2 separate regions of the Homo sapiens genome follow, and region 1 is linked to region 2. Evidence: chromatin loops called from intact Hi-C (ENCODE). Cell type or tissue: B cell. All regions are shown on one strand.

What was found. A loop is a pair of places that touch in the nucleus more often than their neighbours do. Peaks named below come from ENCODE experiments on the same cell type or tissue, not always from the same donor. Only the 100,000 strongest peaks of a DNase experiment are listed, where the experiment ranks them.
Region 1: a loop joins it to region 2, with 14 times the contacts of the local background. A loop is called at or near these places in 1 of 110 quality-filtered maps.

Annotation. Positions count from the first base shown.
Region 1 is chrX:1,416,758-1,421,757 of GRCh38, reverse strand. It overlaps ASMTL (acetylserotonin O-methyltransferase like), which reads left to right. Exons shown (of 13, transcript NM_004192.4): 9 at 1-100; 10 at 2,644-2,776; 11 at 3,642-3,785. Among named protein-coding and RNA genes, the nearest start is that of ASMTL-AS1, 19 kb to the right of the region's middle. In B cell, no CTCF peak of the experiment used is centred here; no DNase peak of the experiment used is centred here.
Region 2 is chrX:1,492,041-1,497,040 of GRCh38, reverse strand. All of the region lies in intron 1 of P2RY8 (P2Y receptor family member 8), which reads left to right. Among named protein-coding and RNA genes, the nearest start is that of ASMTL, 42 kb to the right of the region's middle. In B cell, no CTCF peak of the experiment used is centred here; DNase peaks (open chromatin) are centred at 2,640, 3,430, 4,250 and 4,850; H3K4me3 peaks cover 1,238 bases; H3K27ac peaks cover 3,959 bases.

The DNA of each region.
Region 1 (5,000 bases), 75 kb after region 2:
CCTCACATGGAACCTCTTTACATACCTGGAGTTTGCCATCCGAGAGGGAACAAACCAGCACCACAGGGCGTTGGGGAAGAAGGCGGAAGATCTGTTCCAGGTAGCATAACACCCCCGCGGACACCTTTCCGTCTAGCGTGCATTTTGCTAAAACACTTTGACACACAGATCAGTAGGCACCTTGACCAGTCTGTCTCCAGTCTGACAGATCCCAAAGGCTTGGCTCGTTCTGCCTGGAGAACTTAGTGCCGTGGCTCTTGTGTCACTCAGCCCTGGAACAGGTGCAACTTAGACATCCTCCACTGTTATCCAGCAGCTGATGAAAATAGAATTTCCTCCTAGAAACAGGTTTGAAGGCCATGCTCAGGGGCTCACACCTGTCACTCCCAGCACTTTGGGAGGCCAAGTTGGGAGGATGATTTGAGCCCGGGAGTTTGAGACCAGCCTGGGCAACATAGTGAGACCCCCATCTCTACAAAAAATTAACAGTTAGGCTGGGCATGGTGGCATGAGCCTGTAATCCCAGCTAGTTTGGGAGGCCAAGGTGGGCTGATCACCTGAGGTCAGGAGTGCGAGACCAACCTGGCCAACGTGCTGAAACCCCATCTCTACTAAAAATACAAAAAAAAAATTAGCTGGGGATGATGGCGCGTGCCTGTAGTCCCAGCTACTCAAGAGGCTGAGGCAGGAGAATCACTTGAACCCGGGATGTGGTGGTTGCAGTGAGCTGAGATCACGCCACTGCCCTCCAGCCTGGGTGACAGAGCGAAACTCCATCTCAAAAAAAAAAAAAAAAATTAACGATTAGCCAGGTATGATTAGGCAGCTACTTTGGGAGGCCCAGGTGGGTGGGAAGATCACTTGAACCTGGGAGGTCAAGGCTGCAGTGTAAGCCGTGATGGTGCTGCTGCACTCCAGCCCGGGTGACAGAACAAGACTCTGTCTGAAAAATAGAAATAGGAAGGAGTTGGACAGGCTGCCTTAAATGAATGCCCTGTTTCTTCTTTGCTTCAATGGAACTGACACTTGCTTATCTGAGGCCGCTGTTTGCAAAGCGCTCCCTGCATCCTCTCGCCCCTCCTTCCCCTTTCCCCGCCCAGAACCTTCCTGAGGTGGACGTGTGAGATATGGTGGGGTCCGTGGGGCCTGTGCAGATGGGTGGGTCTCGGTCTGCAGGGCTGTGCCAGCCAGGCGTGGGGAGTCTGCTGTGGGCTCGGCTGGCCGTGGCCTCATGCCTCCTTGGCAGCGCTGGCCGAGCTTCTGTGGCAGTGAGCACGGAGTCAGGGTGTGTGTGTGTGATGCAGAGATGAGCCCCAGGGAGCCGGGGGCTTCCTGCAGATGTTGGGGAGAGACATACAGACAGGGAGACACAGAGAGAGAGATAGGCAGACAGAAAGATAGAGGGAGACAGAGACAGACAGAGATGGAGGCAGACAGAGACAGGGAGATAGAGGGAGACAGAAACAGGGAGACAGAAAGACAGAGACAGAGATAGAGTGAGACAGACACGGAGATGGGAGACAGATAGTGAGATAGGGAGAGAGATGGAGAGACAGGGAGACTTGAGAGACAGAGGGAGGCGGAGACAGAGATAGGGAGACAGAAACAAAGATGGAGACAGACAGACACATAGAGGGAGATGGGAGACAGAGACAGGGAGGCTTGGAGAGACAGAGATAGAGGCAGATAGAGACAGAAACAGGAGACAGACATAGAGACAGAGACAGAGGGAGATAGAAAGAAACAGAGACAGGAGACAGAAACAGAGAGAGAGAAAGAGGAAGACAGAGACACACAGACGGAGACAGAGACAGACAGACAGAGACCAAGGGAGAAAGAGTCAGAGAGAGAAGCCAGTGGTGGAGAAGCCGAGAGGCACGGACAGGGGCCCTGAGCTGGCGTGAGCAGCCAGCGTGGGCATCGCAGAGGACAGATCCCTGAGCCCCATGATTGCCACCCACGCAGGGGAGGGCCGGGGAGCCCCCGCGAGATTTAGGGAGCCAGGATGGAGACCGGCTGTCCTGCTGGGAGCGGGGCTCAGAAGCATCCTCAGCTGGGCTTGCTTGCCCTGCAGGGACGGGATGTCCAGGCGAACCCTGGACACAGCACTGAGCCAGGATGAGCCTGGGCTCCTCTGGGACCCGGGGTAGGTGCCACTGGGGGGACTTGGAGAAGCTCGGAGGAGCTTCTCCTCTGCACACCAGAATTCTCGGAGGAGCCCCCTCTGCACACCGCACCATTGTGGTGAAGGCTGAGCCGGGGCACCTGCAGAGACATTGTGGCTTCTCTCCTGGTTTTCTCCAGTGAGGTGTTTGTGGGCCACCCGGAGCCTCCAGGGTGAAAAGCTTTATTGTGAAAAGCCTACTGCGAAAGTCAGACGCTTGGAGTTCAGGCTGTGGTGTGGACCAAGTGATTCCAAGGAGATCGTCCACCACTTTGGGGTCCTCTGTCCCCAGCCAGCCCAGCCCCCACACAGACAAGAGTAGCCCACACAGCTGTGGCATGAAGCCCGCTCTGCAGCCCAGGCGCGGCTGAGCCCCCACGCTCTGGAGCCCTGCACTTCTCCCCCCGACCCCCAGGGAGAGGCTGGGCGAGCCCTCGCCCCGTGTTCTCTGGTGCCCCTAAGCACCTGCTGTGTTCCAGGATGCGTACTACCAGAGCCCGGAGACGCGGCTGAGGTTCATGCGGGCCATGCACGGCATGACGAAGCTGACTGCGTGCCAGGTGGCCACGGCCTTCAATCTGTCCCGCTTCTCCTCCGCCTGCGACGTGGGAGGTGGGTGGCCCCCCCGCCAGGGCTCTCCTTACTTTCGTTTATTAAGCCACAGGTATCTTCCCTGCTCAGGACACCTACCAACTGCCTTTTTCCATTGACAAACCTGATAACGACCTGAACCGGGCCAGGCTGAGTCCCAGATCATGGGTGGATATTCCCAAGTTCCAGGAGGACCCCGGGGATGCCTAAATGCCCCCCTAGAAACTCCGGGGCCCTCTCTTTTGGCTGCGGAGCTGAGGCAGAGCACCTTGGAACCCCTGGATTCCCCTCAGCAAGTCTGATTATATCCTGACTCACCCTCCACCCCACCCCAGCCCTGGACAGTGGGTGGAGCAGTAGACACATTCCCAAGGGCTGCTGGGGGATCGGGGCCTGGGACGATTCTCACACCATCAGCTTACATTTCCCCAACCTCTGAATGCCTCTCCTCCTTGTGGTCCAGAGTGGCTGCTGTAGCACCAGCCATCGTGTCTGCATCCCCATGGCAGGAAGGAGAAGGGAGGAGTACAGCCCCCACCCCTGGGCAGAAAGGATTTCCCTGTAGGTCTGTGCCCCCTACACGTGGCCCAGAGTGGCTGCTGTAGCACCGGCCATTGTGTCTACATCCCCACGGCAGGAAGGAGAAGGGAGTACAGCCCTCCACCCCTGGGCTGGAAGGATTTCCCTGCAGGTCTGTGCCCCCACACTCACCTGCTTGTACAGTCTTGTCTGGGATACCAGCGAGCTCCCCACCACTGGCTTTCCCTTCCAGCATGGGAATCAATGCCATGCCCTTGAACATTACTTCTGCCCCAGTTGAGCTTTGGAGAGTCGTCAGAGTTCCATAGACGACCCAGCCACAGAGCATGCATTTGCTTCCCCGCAGGCTGCACGGGTGCACTGGCCCGAGAGCTGGCCCGTGAGTACCCTCGTATGCAGGTGACTGTGTTTGACCTCCCAGACATTATCGAGCTGGCCGCCCACTTCCAACCCCCCGGACCGCAGGCAGTGCAGATCCACTTCGCAGCAGGTGAGCCCTCCTCCTGTTCACCCTGCTAACCTTTTCCAGACTGCAGCATCTCTTTCTAGACAGAGGGCATGGCTGTGTGTGCACCTGTGTTTCTGCCTGGGCGTTTCCATGGTGGGTATGTGTGTGCAAATGGGACTGTCTACGGTGCTTGTGTGTGTGTGTCTCTCTGTGTGCATGTGTGTGGTATGCCCTGGAGCATACCTGTGACATGGAGCATGTCTGTGCGTGAGCATGTCTGTGTGTGTGTGTGTCTGCATCCGCATGTGTGTGCACGTCTCTGGTGTGTGGTTGCATATGTTTCTGTGAGAGTATGTGTGTGTGTCTGTGTGGGTATATGTGTGCATGTCTGTGTGTGTGTGTCTGCATCTGTGTGCATGCTGTGAGCCGGTGGGTGTCTGTGTGCATATGACTGTCGTGCTTGTGTGTCTGTGTGCATGTGTGTGTGTGTGCATGTCTGTGTCTGTATCTGTGTGCATGGTGTGTGTCTTCCGTGCATATGTAACTGTGTGTGCACGTCTGTGTAGTATGTCCTTGTGTGTGTGTCTGTGCATGAGACTGTGTGTCCACGTGTCTGCAAGTCTCTGTGGTGTGTGGTTGCATATGTTTCTGTGAGGTGATGTGTGTGCATCCGTGTGGATATATGTGTGCATGTCTGTGTATGTGCGTCTGTGTGCCCGTCTGTGTCTGCATTTGTGTGTATGCTGTGTGCTGGTAGGTGTGTGTGTGTATGTGACTGCTGTGGTTGTGTGTCCCTGTGTGCATGTGTCTGTGTGTACGTCTGCATCTGTGTGCATGCTGTGGGCCGGTGGTTGTGTGCATATGTGACTGCTGTGGTTGTGTGTCTGTGTGCATGTGTCTGGGTGTGCTTGTCTGTGTGTCTGCATCTATGTGCATGGTGTGTGTCTGTGTGGATATGTGAGCATCTGCTGTGCTTGTGTCTGTGTCTCTGTGTGTTTCTGAGTCTGTGTGTGCACATCTCTGTGTGGTATGTCCTTGCATGCGTGTCTGTACGTCAGAATGTCTCTGTGTCTGAGTCCGTGTGTGTGTGTGCACCTCTGTGGTGTGTATGTCTCTGAGGGTATGTGTGTCTGCGTGTCTGTGGATATATGTGTACATGTCTGTGTGTGCATGTCTGTGTGCCCATCTGTATCTGTGTGCATGGTGTGTGTGCATGTCACTGCTGTGCTTGTGTGTACGTCTGTGTGTGCATGTGTC
Region 2 (5,000 bases):
CACCATGTTGATCAGACTGGTCTCGAACTCCTGATCTCAAGTGATCCACCCGCCTCGGCCTCCCAAAGTGCTGGGATTACAGGCGTGAGCCACCACGCCCGGCCTGATGTTTGCATTTCTATCCATACTGGTTTACTAGCGGAGTGACTGAGTTTCTAAAATACTAATATTAAAAATACTTGGCCAGGTGCGGTGGGTGCCTGTCATCCCAGCTACTCGGGAGCCTGAGGCAGGAGAATTGCTTGAACCAGGGAGGCGGAGGTTGCAGGGAGCCGACATCGCGCTACTGCACTCCAACCTGGGAGACAGAGTGAGACTCCATCTCACAAAAAAGAAAGAAAGAAAGAAAAAAAACTCCCAGGAAGCAGTGTTGAATATCTTCCCAAGTCCTAGTTACCTACAAATGACTGCTCCGTCTGAAGCCGCGGCTGACTGAATGTTTTAAGGGGACACCACCTTCCTTCCCAGCCTGTTCCCTCCAGGAAAATAGTAGAGGACAGAGGCTCCAAGAAGTAGATTTGGGAACTGCAGACAAGTTGCTTCCTGTGAACTGAGCGGAGAGAGAGAGAAACCCTCTGAGAGGGCAGAGGGCAGGATCCCAGGGAGTCGCACCCGGGAGGGCTGTGGCTGTGGCTGTGAGCCTTCTCATGTGGCTCCCCAACGCCAAGGCAGGCAGCCACTGAACAATTGTGAATAACCATTTCCCACCCTGTAACGTGCTGTCTCTACTGAGAAGCTGGCGGGGGAGCATGACTCCAGATGGCCTCGAGATGGTCTTTGGGATTCAACAGCAGGGAGAAGCCAGTGGTACCCAAGTTGACGTCCATTCAGCCTAGGTCTCAGCAGCATCCCAAGTTCACTTCCATTCAGCCTAGGTTTCGGCAGCATCTCTGACGTCTGCCTTCTCCCAACTGCTTCAGAGTGGATGGGTAGTCAGCTCGGCCGCCGTAATAAAACACTGCAAACTGGGTGGACTGTAAACAACAGACATTGTTTCTCCCACAGTCCTGGAGGCTGGAGGTCTGAGATCCAGGTGTGGGCAGGGCTGGTTCCTCCTGAGGCCTCTCTTGTGGACTTAGAGACATCGACTTCTCCCTGTGTCCTCACAGGGTCATCTCTCTGTGTGTGTCTGTGTCCTCATCTCCTCTTCTTATGAGGTGTCTTAGTCCATCTCAGGCTGCTGTCACAGAATACCGTAGACTGGGGGGCTTATACACAACAGACATTGATTCTCCCACAGTCCTGGAGGGTGGAGGTCTGAGATCCAGGTATGGGCAGGGCTGGTTCCTCCTGAGGCCTCTCTCCTGGGCTTGGAGACGCCGTCTTCTCCCTGTGTCCTCACAGGGTCATCTCTCTGTATGTGTCTGTGTCCTCATCTCCTCTTCTTATGAGGTGTCTTTGTCCATTTCGAACGACTATCCCAGAATACCATAGACTGGGCAGCTTAGAAACAACAAACATTGATTCTCCCACAGTCCTGGAGGCTGGAGGTCTGAGATCCAGGTATGGGCAGGGCTGGTTCCTCCTGAGGCCTCTCTCCTGGGCTTGGAGATGCCGTCTTCTCCCTGTGTCCTCACAGTGTCGTCCCTCTGTGTGTGTCTGTGTCCTCATCTCCTCTTCTTATGAGGACACCGGTCCTATTGGATCAGGGCCCACTCCTGGTGACCTCATTTTACTGTAGTTAACTCTTTAAAGAGGTAACCTCCAAATACAGCCACATTGTGTGGTCCTAGGGGTTAGGACTTTAACGTATGAATTTGGGAGGGTACAATGCAGCCTGTAACAGACACAACACTCAGAAAATATATACTGAGCTCGCTGTTTGTAATAAAGGGCTCTCCCTTTAATTTTTAAGACAGGGTCCTGCTCTGTCACCCAGGCTGGAGTGCAGTGGTGTGAGTTCAATTCAGTTCCGAACAGTGAGTACAGTGCAGTTCAGCTCACTGCAGCCTCAAGCTTCCAAATAAAAAACTGTCTTAGCATCATCCAATGAGTACTGACTACTTTTAAATAGTGAATACGCAGCCGGGCGCAGTGGCTCATGCCCGTAATCCCAGCACTTTGGGAGGCCGAGGCGGGTGGATCACCTGAGGTCAGGAGTTCAAGACCAGCCTGACCAACATGATGAAACCCTGTCTCTACTAAAAAAAAAATACAAAAAAAAAAAAAAATTAGCCAGGTGTGGTGATGTATGCCTGTCTTCCCAGCTACTTGGGAGGCTGAGGCAGAATCATTTGAACCTGGGAGGAGGAAGTGACAGTGAGCGGAGACGGTGCCATTGCACTCCAGGTTGGGAGGCAGAGCGAGACTCAGTCTCAAAAGAAAACAAATAGTGACTATGGACATACATATTTTTAAAAATTAGTATTTTCACATAAAGCATAAAGTAATATCCAATATATCCAAGAGAAGCTGTCCTTAAGTTTAACCCATTTTCTAATCCTAAACTAACCCTTCTGAGGCAATGGTCCCGCATACATGGAGGCCAAACTCATTTTTTTTTTTTAAAGCCTAATTGAAAAATACCGCATTAGGAGAAAAACACATAAAATCCCCCTCGGATTACCTGACCTCGCTCCCTGGGGCCCAGGGCCAAAAAGAGGAAGCTTTTCCATCTATTGTTGCTCTGGCCAGTTTCATAACCGCCATGCACCAAGCTCAGTCTGCAGATGACAGATCGCAGCTAAGAGCAGCTTGCTGGGTCTCCGGAGGCTGCTGGTGTCTGTCTCAAGGTGCGGTGCAGGCACAGCCAGTGGGATTTTTTTCCCAGCAGAGCAGAGAGCTGGCCCTCCACTCCTGCTCCTGTGCGGAGCTCACTCCCATAGGGCAGCCGCCTCTGGCCCAGGAGGAGGGTCCCCCAGGACCCCCTGCCTAGCTTGACGGCTGCTCAGACAAGCACCACCAGACCAGCATCACCCAGGACGTCTGCCCTCCCTGCAGCCACCGTTGTAAGTCACGGGGACCTGGGAGTGTTCGGGTAGGAGAGGCTGCTCTGCAGAAATACCCCAGCTAGCAGGGCATATCCAGGCCAGAGACGCTGCTGAATGCCAGAGAAAGCCCTCAGCTCAGCCTCCCTTTGGGGTGTGTGATTTTTAACCCGGGCTCACCAGAGTGCTGCAAAAGGACACACAGCCTCCAGGCAGGAGCTGTGCCATTTGCACAAGCTCTCGAGGGTCGCAGAGAGGGCTGAGGTTGGCCTAAAACAGACCCCCTTCTTGCACATCTTCAGACGTTGCCGCAAGAAAAGAGCAAAATCGTCTTGTCCGTTTTAACGGAGATTCCCAGTTTGCAAGCCAATTGTTCCTTTGACGAGGGGTACAGGCCGGCCCACGCCGAGATGCTGGGTTGGGTGGCTCTCGGATGAAGAAAGTCCCACCTTCTTTAAAATGCGCTCTCCCAGAAATCTTCTTCACACCTGTCTTTGGCTTTTATTTTGCTTTTGTTTTGTGGGGAGGAGACGTTGTTCTTGGTTTTTCGCTAATAAAAATAGTTCACGTCGACTGAGTGAGGAGGAAGCAGCAGCCACTTTTACAAGGGCTTTATCTCTGCGATCTTTCCTTCCTTCCCTCCCTCCCTCCTCCCTCCTTCCTCCTTCCTCCTCCTTCCCTCCCTCCTCCTTCCTCCTTCCTCCTCCTTCCTCCTTCCCTCCCTCCCTCCTTCCTCCTTCCTCCCTCCCCCTCCCCTCCCCTCCCCTCCCCTCCCCTCCCCTCCCCTCCCCTCCTCTCCTGTCCTCTCTTCTCCTCTCCTTTCTTTCCTTTCTTGTCTCGCACTGTTGCCCAGGCTGGAGTGCAGTGGCGTGACCTCTGCTCACTGCAACCTCCGCCTCCCGGGTTCAAGTGATTCTCCTGCCTCAGCCTCCCACGTAGCTGGGATTACAGGCGCCCACCCCAACGCCCGGCTAATTTTTTGTATTTTTTAGTAGAGATGGGGTCTCACTATGTTGACCAGGCTGATCTCGAACTCCCGACCTCATGATCCACCCGCTTCGGCCTCCCAAAGTGCGCCTGGCCTGATCTCTGGGATTTTCGAAACTTCGTGAGACAGGTGCTGTTACAATCATCCCTGTTTTACCAGTAACGGAAACTGAGGCAGACATGGAGGCGGGGGTGTGTTCAAGACCTACAACCAGAAAGAGGCAGAGGTGGGCGCTGAGTGCTGCTCGTTAGCCTTGAACCACTGCACTGGGGAATTAGTGATGAATGATACGTGACTGCCTTTGAAACAACCATGTCTCAGCCCAGGGCAGGTGGCCTGGGCTCCGTGGGCCCTCTCTCTGGAACTAGGACAATTCTGTCCCTCAACTGGGAGCCCAACCTGCCTACCCCTAGTGCTTGAGGCATAACTGTCTTCTATGGCCAGCAATAGAAACTTGAGTCGAGCTAGCTGAAGTCAAGGTGGAAATTGTCAAATTGGATAATTAGGATTTCTATGGGGGCTTCAGGCATGGCTGGATCCAGGAGCTTACATGGTTGTCAGTTTCTCCTCTTTCTCTTTCTCTCTTCCCACGTTTCAGCCCCACCTTTTTCTGCCTCCCTCAGCTGCAGGGTGTGGAATCACTGGAGGAAGACCACTTTCTCTATAGGGATGGAAAGAGGGTCTCTGGTAGCCTGGGGTCCCCATCTTTTCAGAGCAGAATCAAATGGGAAAAGAGACACCCTCTCTCTCCTGGCACCCACAAGTTACACCTCCTGAAGGGTTCCGACCAGCCATGTCAGAAACAAATGACCACTGCTTGAGATAATTTTTATGAACAGGGTGAGGGTGGCCCCCTAACTGGCCAGGCTTGGGCCACACCCCTCTCTTGGGTGATTGACAGGCTTTGGCCACACACCCCCATCTTCAGTGATTGACAGGCTTGGACCACACCCCCCTATCCTCAGTGATTGAAAGGCTTGGACCACACCCCTCTCCTCATTGATTGGCAGTCCTGGAGAACCACACAGCCCAGACAGGGAGTGACCCCAGGGGCGAGGGGTGCTGGGTGCACAGTTTCCATGGAT